2 separate regions of the Homo sapiens genome follow, and region 1 is linked to region 2. A link is a loop called in an ENCODE intact Hi-C map of the cell type or tissue named here. Cell type or tissue: gastrocnemius medialis. All regions are shown on one strand. Each heading gives the region's core, and the rest is flanking DNA. Links, peaks and the distances in the headings are about the cores only.

Region 1 (8,338 bases), core at 13-8,012, 82 kb after region 2:
TCACCAAGAATTCCACCCAAGAGGGCAGCAGAATTATATTGCCCAAGGACAGCGATACAGTATCCATGGCCCTTGCTGACAGCACCCTGATTTTGTTTAGAGCAGCAACAAACTCAGTTTCCAGTGGCAGACTCACTTTCCCAGACACCCTTAGAACTAGGGGCAGTCTCGTAACACCTGGTGGACAAGGAGATGTGCACATCGGAGAGCTTTGGGAGCTCTTTGGAAGGTGTGCACTTTCTCCCTTCTCCCTTATTTCTACCTTGAACACAGACATGAGGTGTGGAACCAAAGCTGCCATCTTGAAAAGACTATGAAAAGCTGAAGAGAATGGAAAATAAGTTGTCCTGACATCCCTGAGCTGCTGGACTATCCCAGCACTTCCTGCTTCCAGCTGTATGATAATGTGAGAAAAACAAACTCCCTCCAGGCTGCGGTGGGAGTTGGGTTGCCTAGATGGCTGAACTGCTCTGGGGCAGATACATGAAGTGAGGCCATTGTGGGGCAGGGGGAACCCCTAGATATGAGCATCCCACCTCACCCTGGGCCTTTCATGTCCCACTGGGGAAAAACTTGTTTAAGTCACTTTAGTTGGATTTTTTTATTACTTGCAGCTTGAAGTATTTCTAAGTGGTAAGCAGAGCTGGATGTAACCTTTGAAAACCGAGGTAGGGCAAACTGGGGAGTAAATTCAGGGCTGGATTTTCCTCTTTGATCATGGTCTTTCCACTCCTTCCGAGTTAGAGATTGGCTAAATCACCCTTGGAAAGCAGCAGAGTATATCCAGAAAATCTAGATCAGGAAGTTTGGATAGGTCACAGACAAGACACATCTAGAAAAAGCAGTGAGGGTCCCTGTGTCATACATTTGCAGCTTTTCAGGGGAGGATGTCCTCAGAGACCACCCAGATCCTCATCTCTCCTCCCCTCCTTGGGTTCCCATTCGGCTATGTCAAGCTATGTTACATTACTCACCATTTCCTGAACATTTTGTGCCTTGGCTAAGCCATCCGCTTGTCTCCAAAGCTTTCATCATCCCTTCTTCCACTCCCCTTTTTGGCTCATCCTTCAAGACCCTACTTGGTGACCTCTTCTGTCAGGTCCTCCTGATCACCCCCATGTGTCCCCACCCACACAGGATGTATTGCTCCTTCCCCTAGGTCATATCAGAACTCTACTCTGACATCTTTTCTAGCTCTCCTTCATCCAAGAAGTGCTTGTTCCTTGGAATAGCAGGATAGGCAGTTGTTAGCACATGATACTGTTATTCATTGTAGACACATTTATTTCACCCAGCAGAACAGGATTTCCTTCAGGACAAGATCAATTTATCATGACCACTTAGATTTTTTTCCAGAGCCCAGTGTGGTACACAGAAGACAGAAATCAGGACTTAAATGTTCAAACTTAGTGATGCTCAAAGTGTGTGCATGGGAATGTGGTTTCCTAGGAAGACTGCAGAAACTGCACACCAATAGGATTCCATGGTCAAACAGATGTAGAGAATGCCAGAGTGCACAAGGCCACAGGTCTCTACTGCCAGGTTTCTCAAAGCCTTAACCACTTGTGAATCACCAAGATAGAGACTGAGTATGCAGGCTTGCCCCAGTGGATTTGACCATGGGATTTCTTTCTCATGGAGAACCTCAAGGGGCTAAAGTGTGGAGGAATGTGTTTTGGATGCCCAAAGTCAGACACTCATTCATTTTAAAAAGAAATAATCATCTGGTTCCTTTCTTAAGGTTTCCTAGCTGGTTGGAGGGGTAGATGGGACCTAAGATTGAGAGTTCTTGAAGGTATACCATGGGAGACCTCAGGGGTCATCAGATAGATGGTCAGTGAACTGTGGTTGACAGGCAACAATTTGAGGGGTCAAGAAGACCTGGGCTCAAATCTGGATTTTTCACATACCTGAGTCACATAAGCAAACACTCTAGACTCTTTCAGCCTCAGGTTTCTCATCTTTAAAATGTGGCTAATAATACCTATCTCACACAGTACTTGTGATGTCTCAAGGCTCAAACATGTATCAAAGGCTCAGTAAATGGTCGCTATGGAAGCCAACAGCATTCTCCAGGCTGCCTTGGATGTAAGGACAGATCCTACAGATATTGGAGGTAAACATTAAAGAAAAGTTAACATCCCTTTGGGTACACATTCCAAAGGTGCATAGAGATATAGCCAGGAAAGGTTCCCAGGTGAGAGTAAGAACTCTCCAGGCCGATGTTACCAGTGGAACAAGGGGCTGGTTCATTCTGGAATCTTCCTTCCTATACCTGGGGGCTGATGCATGAACCAACATCCCAACATTCCTTGGTCCTTGAAGCTGGCTTCCTTCCCCATCCTGGTGGCCATCTGTCTGAATAATCTGCACTCCAGGGTGGGTGGATGTGACATTCCTGTGACCCCACATTCCTCTCCTCCTCTTCAATCCACCTTAACCTGGTCCCTGCTCACCTCTTTAGCTTTTTTTCCCTTCACTCTTTCTGTCACTTAGTGTCTTAAGAACACTGCCCCTCCTTTACTTCCTGGCACCCTCAGGGCTCCTCCCTTGTGTCTGGAAGCCTTCCCTTCTCTTTGATGGTCTCACTCTTCCTTCAGGTCTCATTTCCAATGTCAGGCTCCTAAGAGAAGCCTTCTCTAAGCACTGCCATGATGAGTCACTCCTTTGTATAGCTTCCTCTGCTTTTTCTTCCTACCACACACTATTAACAACGATATACTTTAGTGATCTTTAAAAAATAATGTCTACCTCTCATTCCTAGGAGGGAAGCTTCATGAGGTGTGCTTTGCCTCATGAAGGGAGCCTCATCCCGGGGGCCCCTCATCCCGGGGGTCTCAGTGGAGCTGAGCACACCCATAGTTACCCATCAGATATTTGGTGAAGGGACTGATGCATGATGGGCTCTAGACAACATTTTTTGTTATTTCGGGGGTCCACGGATCCCCCAATTTTCTGAATGAGATCGCCTCCTTCATGGGTTTGGAAGGAGTGGACTGGAAACGATGGCCAAGGCTGCTTCTTCCCAGAGAGGGTTGTTTTTTTTCCAGCCTTGGCGTGTGAGTGGCCAGACACAGGAGTCTGCAAGAGGCCCCATCGTCAGCAGGAGCCTGGACCTCTCACACTCCACAGGGGACCTTTGGGCACCCCGGGAGAAAATTATCCCAACCTTTAATAGAGCATTTTCTGAACACCCAACACATTTTATTTTTAGACACTGCAAATTTTGGAAAAACTTATATTTTCTGTTTTGCTTCAGCTGCTGGGAATCTCAAGTTGGATTTGTAGCCGCTTCTTACAACCGAATAAGAGCTAAAGGCTTCCAGCTTGGGCATTAACCACACCCAGGATTCATTTTCCTTTTTTACCCCCATTCTCCTTTTATTCTGATTTCTTACTGTAATTATTCCACATCCTGATGCACGTATGTAACACCGTTGGCCATATCAAATTTTTTTCTGCAGTGATTCAGGTACTTTTTAAATTGCAGTGAAATCCACATAACATAAAATGAGCCATTTTAAGGTAGATAATTCAGTGACATTTCGTGCATTCACAATGCTATGAAACCACCACCTCTATCTAGTTTCAAAACATTTTCATCACCCCACAGGAAAACCCTGAACCGCTTAAGCAGTCACTCCCTATTCCCCTCTTCCCCAGCACCTGCAACCATCAATCTGCAGGCATTGTTTCTATAGATTTGCCTATTCTGGATATTTTATCTAAATGGAATATATAATACGTGGCCTTCTGTGTCTAGCTTCTTTCATTTGGCATAATGTTTTGAGGTTCATTCATATTGTAGCATGCATCAGTATTTCATTCCTTTTTTTTTTTTTTTTTTTGAGATAGAGTCTTACTCTGTCACCCAGTCTGGAGTGCAGTGGCGCAACCTCAGCTCACTGCAACCTCTACCTCCTGGGTTCAAGCAATTCTCCCACCTCAGCCTCCCGAGTAGCTGGGATTACAGGCGTGTGCCACCACACCCGGCTAATTTTTGTATTATAGTAGAGACGGGGTTTCACCATGTTGGCCGGGCTGGTCTCAAACTCCTGACCTCAAGTGATCCACCCACCTCAGACTCGCAAAGTGATGGGATTACACACGTGAGCCACTGCGCCCAGCCCTCATTCCTTTTTATAGTTTGTGTTGATGGATCAACTGGTTCAAAATGTGGGTCAGCAGAAGCTGGGAGCATCAAGGTCCTGCTAACATGTGACAGGCAGAAAACTCCTCCAGGTCTTTACAGAGTACACAACAGAGAGGCTCCCACCCAGAAAACCAGCGTGCCATAGATGGTCCAATATTACATTCCAGAGGTCTTGGGACCTGGGCACGAGCCGCTTCTCTCCTGAGATATTCTCCCGGAATAGACAGAGGTGTCAGTCAGCATGAAAATAACCTTGGCAGAGATCCCCACACCAGAAAGATAGCCACAAACATGTGTGTCAAGGCACATGGTTGTGGGGAGGGGGTTCTAAATTAAGCCTTGGGCTCTGTGTTCTATTGACTTGGGCCTGGTGGGGCCGACCAGTCCGTTCTGCCCCTTTGGGTGCACATCCCTGGTTTGGCAGATGCCAGGTGAGAAGGGTCTTGGGAAGGCCAAGGTGGAGGTGCTGCCAGGAGCTGTGGAATGACTTCCAGCACTCAAGCACTACATCCAGGCCAGAGACAAACCAAAGAGGGAAAGATAAAGGGAAGCAAATGAAGTTCAACTTCTTGAATGGAACTTAGAGAAGCAAATATAATGCCATTTTGGCACATGGAAAGGGTGCCATTAACATACTGACTGATTATTGAGATCAGAGATGATCAGAGGGATGACAGGGAACTGAGTTAGATGAAAATGATTGTAGAAACCACTGTGGGCTGAACCTAATTTTCCTCTGTGATGTAGCATGGTCTTCTTTTTAAATTTCATAATGATGTGAAATGGTGTTTTTGGCATTTGTGGGATGCCTAGGGCTAAGATGAACCTGAGAACTGGCCCCAGCTGTGTCGTCTCTGGTTATGTCAACTTGGGTGCATTTCCTCTCTGACTCTCAGTTTTCTCATCTGTAAAATGGAGATGATAGCATGGTTATCTTGGAGACCTACCATGTGGCTTGAAACTGACATAGCTGAGATGCCTGGCACTTGCAGGTGCTCCTTCAAGTGAAGCTTGATCTCTTCCTCCTTCTTTCTCTTCTAAATATCAAAGGAAAAATAGGCCTTTAGCTGAATACAATAAAGCATAGCTATCAGTGATGCAACGTTACCCCTAATGGTGGGCTGCAGTGAGAAAGCAAAGGAGTAAGACACAGTGAACACCTGTAATTGAGATGGCTTCAAGACTTCAAGTTGGAAAAGATAAAATAAATCCATAAATCATTCTACTATAAAGACACATGCACACGTATGTTTATTGCAGCACTATTTATAATAGCAAAGATGTGGAACCAACCCAAATACCCATCTATGATAGACTGGATAAAGAAAATGTGGCACATATACACCATGGAATACTGTGCAGCCATAAAAAAAGAATGAGTTCATGTCCTTTGCAGGGACATGGATGAAGCTGGAAGCCATCATTCTCAGCAAACTAACACAGGAACAGAAAACCAAACACCACATGTTCTCACTCATAAGTGGGAGTTGAACAATGAGAACACATGGACACAGGAAGGCGAACAACACACAACGGGGCCTGCCGGGGGGTGGGGGGCAAGGGTAGGGAGAGCATTAGGACAAATACCTAATGCATGCAGGGATTAAAACCTAAATGACAGGTTGATAGGTGCAGCAAATCACCATGGCACATGTATACCCATGTAACAAACCTGCACCTTCTGCACATGTATCCCAGAACTTAGAGTAAAATTAAAAAAATCCATGGGAGAAACAATTTCAGAATAACTCAAAACACTGCACAGTGTGAAGCAGGTACTCCCTCCTTTGGTCTCAGTTGGTGCCCTCTCCTCTGGATAGCCTCATCTGAAACCTGCGATGGGTGAAAGCCACTCCATCCCAGCAGGTTTCCCATCCTGGCACTGACACCACATCAAAATGATCTAATTGTGGTTCTGGGCCTCCTGCCTCCAACCTACTGTGAAGACTGCCTGGCACATAAACACTTCTTAAAATATGATAAGCTAGCATTTAATGAACACTTAATACATCAGACAGCCTGTACCAAGATCTCTGTATTTGCCTCTTTTTTTCATGACAAAAATGCTAAGGTGCAGGGCATATTATTATCCCTAATGTGTGGAGGAGAGAAGTGAGAGTCACAGAGAGAATATACTTGCCCAAGGTTAGTAGGGTGGCAGGCAGCAGAGCTGAGCTTCAACCCAGGAAGCCAGAGTTCAGAGGCACTGCGCAGAATCTCAGACCCTTTGCAAACCATACATCCAATAGGGAGTTACTATCCAAAACATGTAAGGAACACAAATAGCAAGAAAACAAATAACCCAATGAAAAAATGGGCAAAGGATCTGAAGAGACATTTCCCAAAGGAAGACACACAAATGGCCAACAGGTACAGTCTATGAAGAAATGCTCAACATCATTGATTATCAGGGAAAAGCAAATTAAAATTATAATGAGATCACCTCACACCTGTAAGAATAGCTTTTATTAAAAAAAAGAGAGAGAAAACTAATGTTGGAGAAAATGTAGAGAAAAGGGAACCCTCGTTACATTGATAATGGGATAGCATAAATTAGTACAGCCATTATAGAGAACAGTATGGAAGTTCCTCAAAAAATTGAAAATAGAACTATCACATCATCCAGAAATCCACTTCTGGATATATGTCTGGTATGGTTTGAATTTGTGTCTCCACTCAAATCTCATGTTGAATTGCAAACCCCAATGTTAGAGGAGGGTCCTGGTGGGAGGCGACTGGATCTTGGGGGCTGACCTTCCCCTCGTTGTTCTCATGACAGTGAGTGAGTTCTCATGAGATCTGGTTGTTTAAAAGTGTGCAGCACCTCTTCCTTCACTCTTTCTTCCTCCTGCTCTGCTCATGTAAAATGTGCCTGCTTCGTCTTTGCCTTCCACCACCATTGAAAGTTTTCTGAGGCCTCCCCAGCCATGCTACCTGTACAGCCTGCAAAATCATGAGCCAATTAAACACCTTACCTTTATAAATGACCCAGTCTTGGGTAGTTCTTTATAGCAGTGTGAGAATGGACTAATGCAATATTCAAAGGAAATAAAATCAGTATCTTGACAGATGTCTGCACTCCCATGTTTATTGCAGCATTATTAACAATAGCCAAGATACAGAAACGACCTAAGTGTCCATTGAGAGATGAACGGATAAAGAAAATGTGGTATACGTATACACAATGGAATCCTATTCAGACACAAAAAAAGGAAATGCTGTCGTTTGTGACAACATGGATGAATCTGGGGGACATTATGTTAAGTGAAATAAGCCAGACACAGAAAGACAAATACTGCATGATTTCACTTACTTGTGGAATCTAAAATAAATCGAACTCGTGGGAGCAGACAGTACAATGGTAGTTACCAGGAACTGGGGGTGGGGATGGGGAGATGCTAGGTAAAAAATCTCATACCCAACTTGCTCATTTCCTTCTGCATCCATGCCTACCGGGTGCAGTAGGATGGAAGCAAGGTTAGCAGGGCCCTGCACAGATGCTGAAGGTTTCAAGAAGACACTGAGAGACCGCTGGGCCCATGTGCACTGAAGGCCTGGATGACCACAGAGACGTGGACATGCGGAACGTCCCTGTGAAAATAAATTGCTATAAGCATTTAAAGCAGCAGAAGTGAGCAGCAGAAGTAGGAAGACTGAGGAAGTTTCTATCATGGGAAACAAACTTCTCAGAGAAGTTCTTGCTCCATCACACAAGATGGGGGGCACTGGCTTTGTGTAAGCTCAGCAGGTAAGGTGTGGGCATGGCCAGGAGCAGGAAGGGCACCTGAAAGAAAAAAAGAAAGAAAGAAAGAAAGAAAGAAAGAAAGAAAGAAAGAAAGAAAGAAGAAAGAAGAAAGGAAGAAAGAAAGGAAGGAAGGGAGAGAAAGAAAAGAAAGAAGGAAGAAAAGAAAGAAAGAGAAAGGAAGAAAGGAAGAAAGGAAGGAAGAAAGAAAAGAAAGAAAGAAAAAGGAAGAAAGAAAGAGAGGTACTTGGGGGCTGATGTCAACCCTTGGAGCCAGATCAGCCATCACGAGCTGGGTGACTGAGAAAGTCACCTTTCCTCTCTGGCCTGCAGATTTCTTATCTGTAAAATAAGGATAATAATAGTGGATACCCAGTGGAATTATTCCCATCATTAGAGATAATGCAAGCGACGATGCTTCCTCCATGGATATATATGTTGGT
Region 2 (8,297 bases), core at 1-8,000:
AAGAATGTGTGTATGTGGTGACATAATAAAAGTTCTAGGGAAACAGTTAAACAAGAATGGCCAAAGGAGGAAGAGAGCAGTACAAATTGTCAAGGCAAGGACGCAAAAAACAAAAAGGATGTCCGTGGAAACTCTGGACTTGCGCAATTACAGGAAAGGCCACTACGCTGACACATCATGTCAATGGCACTGAGCTAGGAGGTGGCAGTTAGGAATCCCGTGCCTCATGGCATCTGGGGACTAAAAATAGCTCTGTAAGGTGACAACATGTGGCAAAGACCTAGTGGGGAGAAAAGGGGCTTGTGTTGTGTTGTGCTGTAGTATACTGCACTAGAGCAAATTCAGAGGAGCTGCAATGAGAAGGCCTGCATCCCAATTCCAGCTTTATTCATTGTGTGACCTTGGATAGTTCACTTATATGGGTATCAGTTTCCTTCACCTAGCATGGGAACAATAAGAGTTCTCATGAAGAACTGTGGAAAAATATGAAATATATGGTGTGTCAGGGATGTTTTTGGTTGCAAGTAACTGAAAACTTGATTTAGAGTGGATGAAGCAATAAAGACTTTTAATGAGCTCACATCACAAGAAGTTCGAGGGTGAGGAGACTAAGGCTAGCGAAAAAGCTCAGCAATGTCATCAAGAAAACCCAGACTTGTTTCTCTTTGCAATTCACCATCCTTCGGGTGTTGGTTGTATTTCTTTCTTTCAAGTACTATTATTTCAATGACTAGATCTATGCTGAAGTGATATCGACCCTTCCTTATAAAAGCCCAGCTTCAGAGAGAAATTCTCATTCTGTCAAACTAGTAGAAAGCTCCCTATCTCCCCAAGAGACTTCTTGAAAGGGCGAGGAAGCTTCTCTGTGAAGGTATTACCCAGCACATGCTCAAAACTGCTTCCAACACCATCCACTGCTTTCTCACCATGCCCTGGGGAACATACACGGTGGCTTCTATAGCCCTGTCAAGGGCCTTCTCTGCAGAAAATGCACCTTCATACCAGCTGTCAAATTAGTATTTATCATGTTGTGTGATTATTTGATTAATGCCGCTCTAATCCTCTAGCCTATAAGCCCTGTGAGGTCGGAAAACTCATCTGTTTTGTCCATTATTGTAACCCCAGAGCCTAGCACGGTTCTTGGCTTGTGGTAGCTGTTGAGTATATATTCACTGAATGGGTGAATCAGAGTCTTCCATAGCCTGAGAACCTGTGAGTATTTTTGCATGCCTATGTGACTATCACAGAATCTGTTTGCCGAGTCACAGTGACCTGTTATCACAAGCCCTTTACCTGATCAATAAAAAACATTTATTTTGGAAGGCACTCCTTGATCTCACATTCCATAGCAGATGCTGTTGGTGCTTTTTCTATATCCACCCTGGGCTACCTGAGTTCACTTGAGGTAGTGGGCAACAGTTTTCAATTCACTGACAGAGTCCCATCTCCAGCTGCTTAAGGGCTTTCTCTGGGGGTGTTAACGCTTCCAGGGGAAAACCTCAACTAGTTGGGGATGAGAGTAGATGGATAATTGCCCAGTCCCCCATCCTCTAATGGGCCTAGGCTGAGCCATGTTCCACGTGGATTCTGAAGAACCCCCAGCAGGACGGAGCTCCAAGCTGTAATCTATCCCTTGCTGGCTCTTCTCCCTTCCTTGTCTCACTCTCCCCTTTTGTTTCTCCTGGAATAAACTCTTTATGATGTAGATATCTGACTTCTATGATATTTAGATGAGACTTGGGACTTTAGAGTTGATGCTAGAACCAGTGAAGTCTGTTGGGGCTGTTGGGATTGAATGAATTTTGAATGTGAGAAGGACACACATTTTGAAGGGCCCGGCATGGAAGGTTATGGACTGAGTGTTTATGTTCCCCCCATCTCATATGTGAAAACGCTAACCCTCCCCGTCATGCGACGGTATTTGGAAGGGAGGTCTTTGGGAGGTAATTAGGGTTATGTGAGGTCATGCGGGTAAGGGTCTCCATAATGGGATTAGTGCCCTTCTGAAAAGAGGAAGAAATACCAGAGTGCCTGCACACTGTCTCTGACAGATGAGGACATAGCAAGAAGGTGGCTATTTGCAAGCCAGGAAAGGAATCTTCCAGCACCTTGATCTTGGATTTTTCTAGCCTCCAGACTGTGAGAGATAAATTCCTCTTGTTTAAGTCGCCCAGCCTATGGCAGTTTGTTATAGAAATCTGAGCTAAGACACTGTATCTAAGTCCTTGTCTGAAAATCCTTGGACATTCCTCCCACTGGAGGTGGGATGTATGTCCTCTCCCCTTGAATCTGTGCTGGGACTCACTTATAACCAATAGGATGCAACAGAGATGATGTCGTGGGTGGTGTCAGAACTCTTTGACATTTGCTGCAAAATGTGAAGCCTAATGCCGTTTCCCTTGCGTGTGACCTTGGTGACTCATTTCTAACAAATAGAATTAAGTGAAAATGATGGGGTATGACTTCAGAGACTAGATTATAAAAGGCACTGAAGCTTCCTGCTCTCTCTCTCTATCTCTATCTCTCTCTCTCTATCTCTGTCTCACTCGGTTCTTGGGGAAACTGGCTGCCATGCTTTTAGGATACTCAGGCAACACATGGAAGGGCCCATACAGTGAAGAACTAAGGCCTTTTGTCAACAACCCTGAGGAACAGAAGCTTCCTGCCAATAGCCATGTGACCGAGTATCTTGGAATTAGATCTTCCAGCACCAGCCAAACCTTCAGATAATTGTAGCCCTTGCTGATATATTGACTGCAATCTCACAAGAGGCCTTGAGTCAGAGGCAGCCTGCAGAGGCACTTCTGAATTCCTGGCCCATAGACACTGTACAGTCCTAAAGGTTTGTTGTTTTAAGCTGTTAAGCTTTGAGAGAATTTGTTATGCAGTGATAGATAACTAATACACTCTGCTCTTTCTGAAGCTAGGTCAGGAAAAGCATTGAGTTTCTGCCTGGTTCCCTCCCCTTGGATCTGAGCCTTGAATGTAACTGGCTTGCAATCAGTCCAGCAATAGTGATGCCTTAATTTTTGAGGTTGGATCAGAAAAGGCCGTGCGGCTTCTGCCAAGTATTCAGGGACACTCCCTCTGGGAGAAGTCAGCCACCGTTTAAGACATTAGATGCCCTGAGATTGCCACGTGTAGGTGCTCTGGCATCTCTGCTGAGAACTCAGCAGATAACCAGTGACCATCAGTCATGTGAGAGGATCATCTGGGACGTGCAGCCCAGCCAAGCCTGCAGATGACTCCAGGCTCAGCCAACATCTCACTGCAACAAATAAGAGACCCCCGGCAAGAACCACTCAGCTAATCCCTTCTTGAATTCCTGATCTATGAAATCATGAGCAAAATAACATAGTCATCCTAAGACACTGTGTCACACAGAGATAGCAACTGGAGTAGTCAGCCTTTGAAGAAAACCAAACTAACGTGACTCATACGCAGTCACGGACTAGGTCCTTTTCTTTGCTTATGAAAATATTAAGCTTCGTGAAAGGTGCTCCCAAGGCCTTTGCCATGCACGCTATTTAGAAGGCAAACCCCAAGTAGAAAGTTTTAAGTATGTACCCCTCCACACGCAATATAAAACAAAATAGAAATTAAAAGAAAATAAAAATATCTAGAAGTGTGCAAGACCAGTGATGGTCAGGTTCCCTTTCTTGGACATACACACTCCCGCTTGGAGGCCTTAATGGAGGGTGTGCCTCTTGTTTCAGATATAGAAACAGGTCACTTTGACCTACAATATACAACCCCAATGTTTTCACTTGGTGCTTGATTTGTGGCAGGATTTAAATTTCCACCCACTTTTTGGACTAAAAGTTGTTTTTGTAATTGAAATGTATGCTTATCATAAAAGTATAAATACTATAGAGGAATATATGAAGTAAAAGATGAATCCCTTTTGTCTCCCAGCAATGCCATGGGTTGAATTGTGTCCCCTACTCAAGTTCATATGTTGACGTCCTAACCCCCCTGAACCTCAGAATGTGACCTTATTTGGAGATAGGGTCTTTACAGAGGTCATCAAGTTAAAATAAGGTCATTAAGATGAGCCCTAATCCTGTATGACTGATATTCTTATCGAAACGGGAAATTTGGACACAGAGACTTACATAGAGGGAAGACAGTGTAAAGAGACATAGGAAGAAGATGGCCATGTACAAGCCAAAGAGAGCGGAGTGGAACAGATTCCCCCCTCAGGGTTCCCGGAAGGAGCCACCCCTGCCAACACATTGATCTCAGACTTCAAGTTTTCAGAGCTGCTAGAAAATATGTTTCAGCTGTTTAAGCCATTCAATGTGTGGTACTTTATTATGGCAGCCCTAACAAACTAACATAAGTAATTTCTTGTGTCCCTCCAAAAAAAGAGTCTGACTATACCCATATTTGTGTATATGATTTTCTTCCTTACATAAATGAATCATTTACTAATACTTTTCTACACCAGGAATTCTTCACTTTCTAATTTATTGTGCTAATCTTTTCACAGTAGCCTGTGCAGGTGTATTTAATTCCTCTTAACAGCTGCATAGTATTCTGCAGTTGGGAGAAACTACACTTGATTTGCCCACTGTCCTTTTAATGGACAAGTTGCGTGCTTTCCATAATCCCCTGAGTTCATCAAATGCCTGAGCCTTAAGTACAGCAGGGTTGGTGAAGGATCTACACACAGCAAATGTTCAAGACCCACAGACAGAGAGGAGTGAAGCACAAAATAAATGTCTATTTTATATGCTACTTTGTGAACACTTCCTGTGACTCATCTGTTAGAGCTCAGCTGAGAGCCCCTCTTGTGGGTTCTCAGGGCACCTGCTTCCCTCCTTCCTTGCCCTTAGCACAGTTGCGGTTTTCCACTGGTTGGTGTCACTTTCCGAATCATGTCTGTCTCCTTCCCCAGACCCTCTGGCATTGCTCTTGGCTGTGACTCTGGCACTTGGCACATCGTGCTCAATCAGAGTAGGTTCTCAACAACTGTTTATCAATGGAGGGAATCTTTGTAAGCTGTAAAATATCAGAGAAATGCATGACGGAATCGATGCAAAGAGGAAGCAACTCCCCAGGAATGTGGGAGCAGCATCATTTCAGATCATGTGAACTTCCTTGAGGTCAAAGGTTTTATGAGACCCTTCCCTACCTCTGTCATTTGTCACTTTGCCTTCTGCTACTGTGGACCTTTCAGAATTTGCAGCAGCCGATCCTCTCTCTTCCTGTGCTGGATTGACTCAATGTACCATTGAGGGAATGAGTTCAGTGTACATTTTAGAAACCAGGCCATCAGTTACAGTAAGTAACAGCCAGAGTTGTTTAAGGTGAGCATAGACATTGGGGAAAGTGGGGTTAAGAACCATCATGGCCAGGGCAAACACTGGGAATCAAGAAACCAATTCACTAGGCATGGGACTTGGGCAACTTATTTCATAAGAATAAGAAGGCAACAACCGTAAGAGCTGCTGGAATTTACCAAGCCCTTGTCCTGTGGCAGGCACTGCATTTGGCACACAGCTTAACTCTCGCAGCAACCTTGTAAGAGAGACACTGTTCCTATCCACTGCGCTGTGAAAAGAAGCCAAGTGTAGAGGGGCTGAGAGACAGCTCCATGGTCCTGCAACTCGTGAGTGGCAGAGCCAGGTTTTCAAGCGAGATTTGCCCAGTTCATATTTCTTAACCACTGCATGATCCCTCTGGGACCTCTGTTTCCTTTTTGGAAAAGGGGAGGATGGGGCTAATCACTTAGGATCTTTGGGCCCCTGTAACTTAGCCTTAGAATATCTCTCTTAAAAGAACTTTGGCCTTTTGTAGTAAGTTGTTTAGACACCAAGGATCATTTATCTTCGAAGTGAAGGAAGCCCATCTCTTAACTATTAAAAGACCAAACTTGGTACAACATGAGAAAGTTATAGTAGTGACTGTTACAATAAGAGTAACAGTAAAAGTCAAAACCATAATGAGATATTGCCTCACACCCATTAGGGTGGCTACTGTCAAAAACCCAGAAAATAACTAGTGTTGGTAAGCATGTAGAAAAACTGGAATCTCTGTGCACTGCTGGTGGGAGTGTAAAATGCCACTGTGGAAAAAAGCATGGAGGTTTTTCAAAAAAAATTATACATAGAATTACTGTGTGATAGGCCGGGTGCAATGGCTCACGCCTGTAATCCCAGCACTTTGGGAGGCCGAGGCAGGCAGATCATGAGGTCAAGAGATGGAGACCAGCCTGACCAACATGGTGAAACCCTGTCTCTACTAAAAATACAAAAATTTGCTGGACGTGGTGGCGCATGCCTGTAGTCCCAGCTACTTGGGAGACTGAGGCAGGAGAATTGCTTGAACCTGGGAGATGGAGGTTGCAGTGACCCGAGACTGCGCCACTGCACTCCAGCCTGGGTGACAGAGTGAGACTCTATCTCAAAAAAAAAAAAAAAAAAAAAAAAAAGAATTACTGTGTTATTGCTATTCTACTTTTGGGAATATGCCCAAAATAATTGGAAGCATGGTCTTGAAGAGATATTTGTACACCTCTGTTCACAGCAGCATTATTCGCAATAGCCAAAAGGTGGAAGCAACCAAGTGTCCGTCGATAGATGAATGAATAAGCAAAATATGCTATAGACATACAATGGAATATTATTCGGCCTTAAAAAGGAAGAAAATTCTGACACATACTACAACATAGATGAATCTTGAGGACATTGTGCTATGTGAAATAAGTCAGATGCAAAAGGACAAATACTGTCTAATTCCACTTATAGGAGGGCCTCTAGAGTAGCCAAATTCATAGAGACAGAAGTAGAATGGTAGTTGCCGGGGACTGGGAGGAGGAGGAAATGGGGGAGTATTGTTTAATGGATATAGAGTTTCAGTTTTGCAAGATGAAACATTTTCTGGGGATGGATGGTGGTGATGGTTGCACAACAGTATGACTGTACTTAATGCTACTGGACTGTACACTTCAAAATGGTTAAGAGGTTCAATTTTATGATATGTGCATTTCACCCCAATTATTTAAAAAAGGAACAACAGTGAAGGCTGTGACTTCATTAGAATCAGCATTGCCAGTCTGGAGAGCCAGGATGCACCCCTGGCGTGTCAGCAGCATCTCTGTGGGGGAAGCTCAGTCCAGTCTTGGTGGCTCTCTGAGGGAGCCCTGGGTTGGGACTGTGTCTCAATCGGCCATGACAGCTGAGCAGGGGAGCACTGCCTTCGTGCCTGACGTGAGCCCTGCGACATCTGCCCTGGACATATCATTTCAGGAGCATGAGGACTCCAAGTGGGGATCCCTGACAGCTGGGGATGGGGTGGCCGGAAGAAGAGGCTGCTTTTCAGATGGCCCTCAGACAGCAGCCGATGGCATTTGGCCAGATGCGTGCATTTGTGCTATTGCTTTGGAACACGTTGGAGGGAAGAGGGCCCTCTGTGACAAGATAATTTTTTTGGGAAGGGGGATGAGCTGATTTGTTTTTAACTTTGTAAAGTTCAGAAATACCCAATTTAACTTTGTCATATCTCTGAATCCTGAGAGAGGCAGAGAAATGAGGGAGTGACATGCTCATTTTTTCCCAAGAAAAATGAAAGGTTAACCACTTGCTGAGACTATAATAAGAGCGTGGGTAATAAATACATGCTATGCAATATTCCTGACCAACAATGATGGGCTTTGCTACTCTAAAATGTTTGGAATCACTGGCCTAACAAAATGGCAGAGGCCAGCAACAGAAATGCCAGTGGAGGAGCATGAAAATTCTATGCCTTTTCTTCACATTAAATTTAAACCTCAACAATGGAAGGATGGAAAGGGGCAACTGCACAGTGTGGCTAACAAGGAAGCATCTCCATCAAGTCTCTTTCAGTGGGGGAGGGAAAGAACCCAACTCAACTGGCTGAAGACACAGAAATGTACTGGCTCACACACCTGAAGTGTTCAGGATATTGCTAAATTCAGGCATAGCTGGATCCAGGTACTCATCAGGTACTCATACAAAGTCTTTAGGCATCTGTCTCTTTCCATCTTTTTGTTTTCTTTTGAGACAGGGTCTTGCTCTTTTGCTCAGGCTGGAGTCCAGTGGCGTGATTGGGGCTCACTGCAGCCTCGACCTCCCCAGCTCAAGCGATCCTCCCACCTCAGCCTCCTGAGTAGCTGGGACTACAGGCACACACACACCAAACTGATTTTTTTTTTTACTTTTAATAGAAATGAGGTCTCTATGTTGCCCAGGCTGGTCTTTCCATTTTTTAGCCCTGGCTTTCTTCTGTGCTTGTTTCATTCTTGGGCAGTCTGTCCATTGGTGGTGGCTATA

Evidence for each region. Peaks named below come from ENCODE experiments on the same cell type or tissue, not always from the same donor. Only the 100,000 strongest peaks of a DNase experiment are listed, where the experiment ranks them.
Region 1: a loop joins it to region 2, with 8 times the contacts of the local background. A loop is called at or near these places in 4 of 110 quality-filtered maps.

Annotation. Positions count from the first base shown.
Region 1 is chr5:173,533,812-173,542,149 of GRCh38, forward strand. No RefSeq gene overlaps it. Among named protein-coding and RNA genes, the nearest start is that of LINC02995, 42 kb to the right of the region's middle. In gastrocnemius medialis, for the core only: no CTCF peak of the experiment used is centred there; a DNase peak (open chromatin) is centred at 4,270; H3K27ac peaks cover 4,344 bases.
Region 2 is chr5:173,452,131-173,460,427 of GRCh38, forward strand. All of the region lies in intron 3 of LOC105377732 (a long non-coding RNA gene), which reads left to right. Among named protein-coding and RNA genes, the nearest start is that of MIR8056, 110 kb to the left of the region's middle. RefSeq lists an enhancer at 2,647-3,846. In gastrocnemius medialis, for the core only: no CTCF peak of the experiment used is centred there; DNase peaks (open chromatin) are centred at 201, 3,201, 5,511, 7,242 and 2 weaker places; H3K27ac peaks cover 6,887 bases.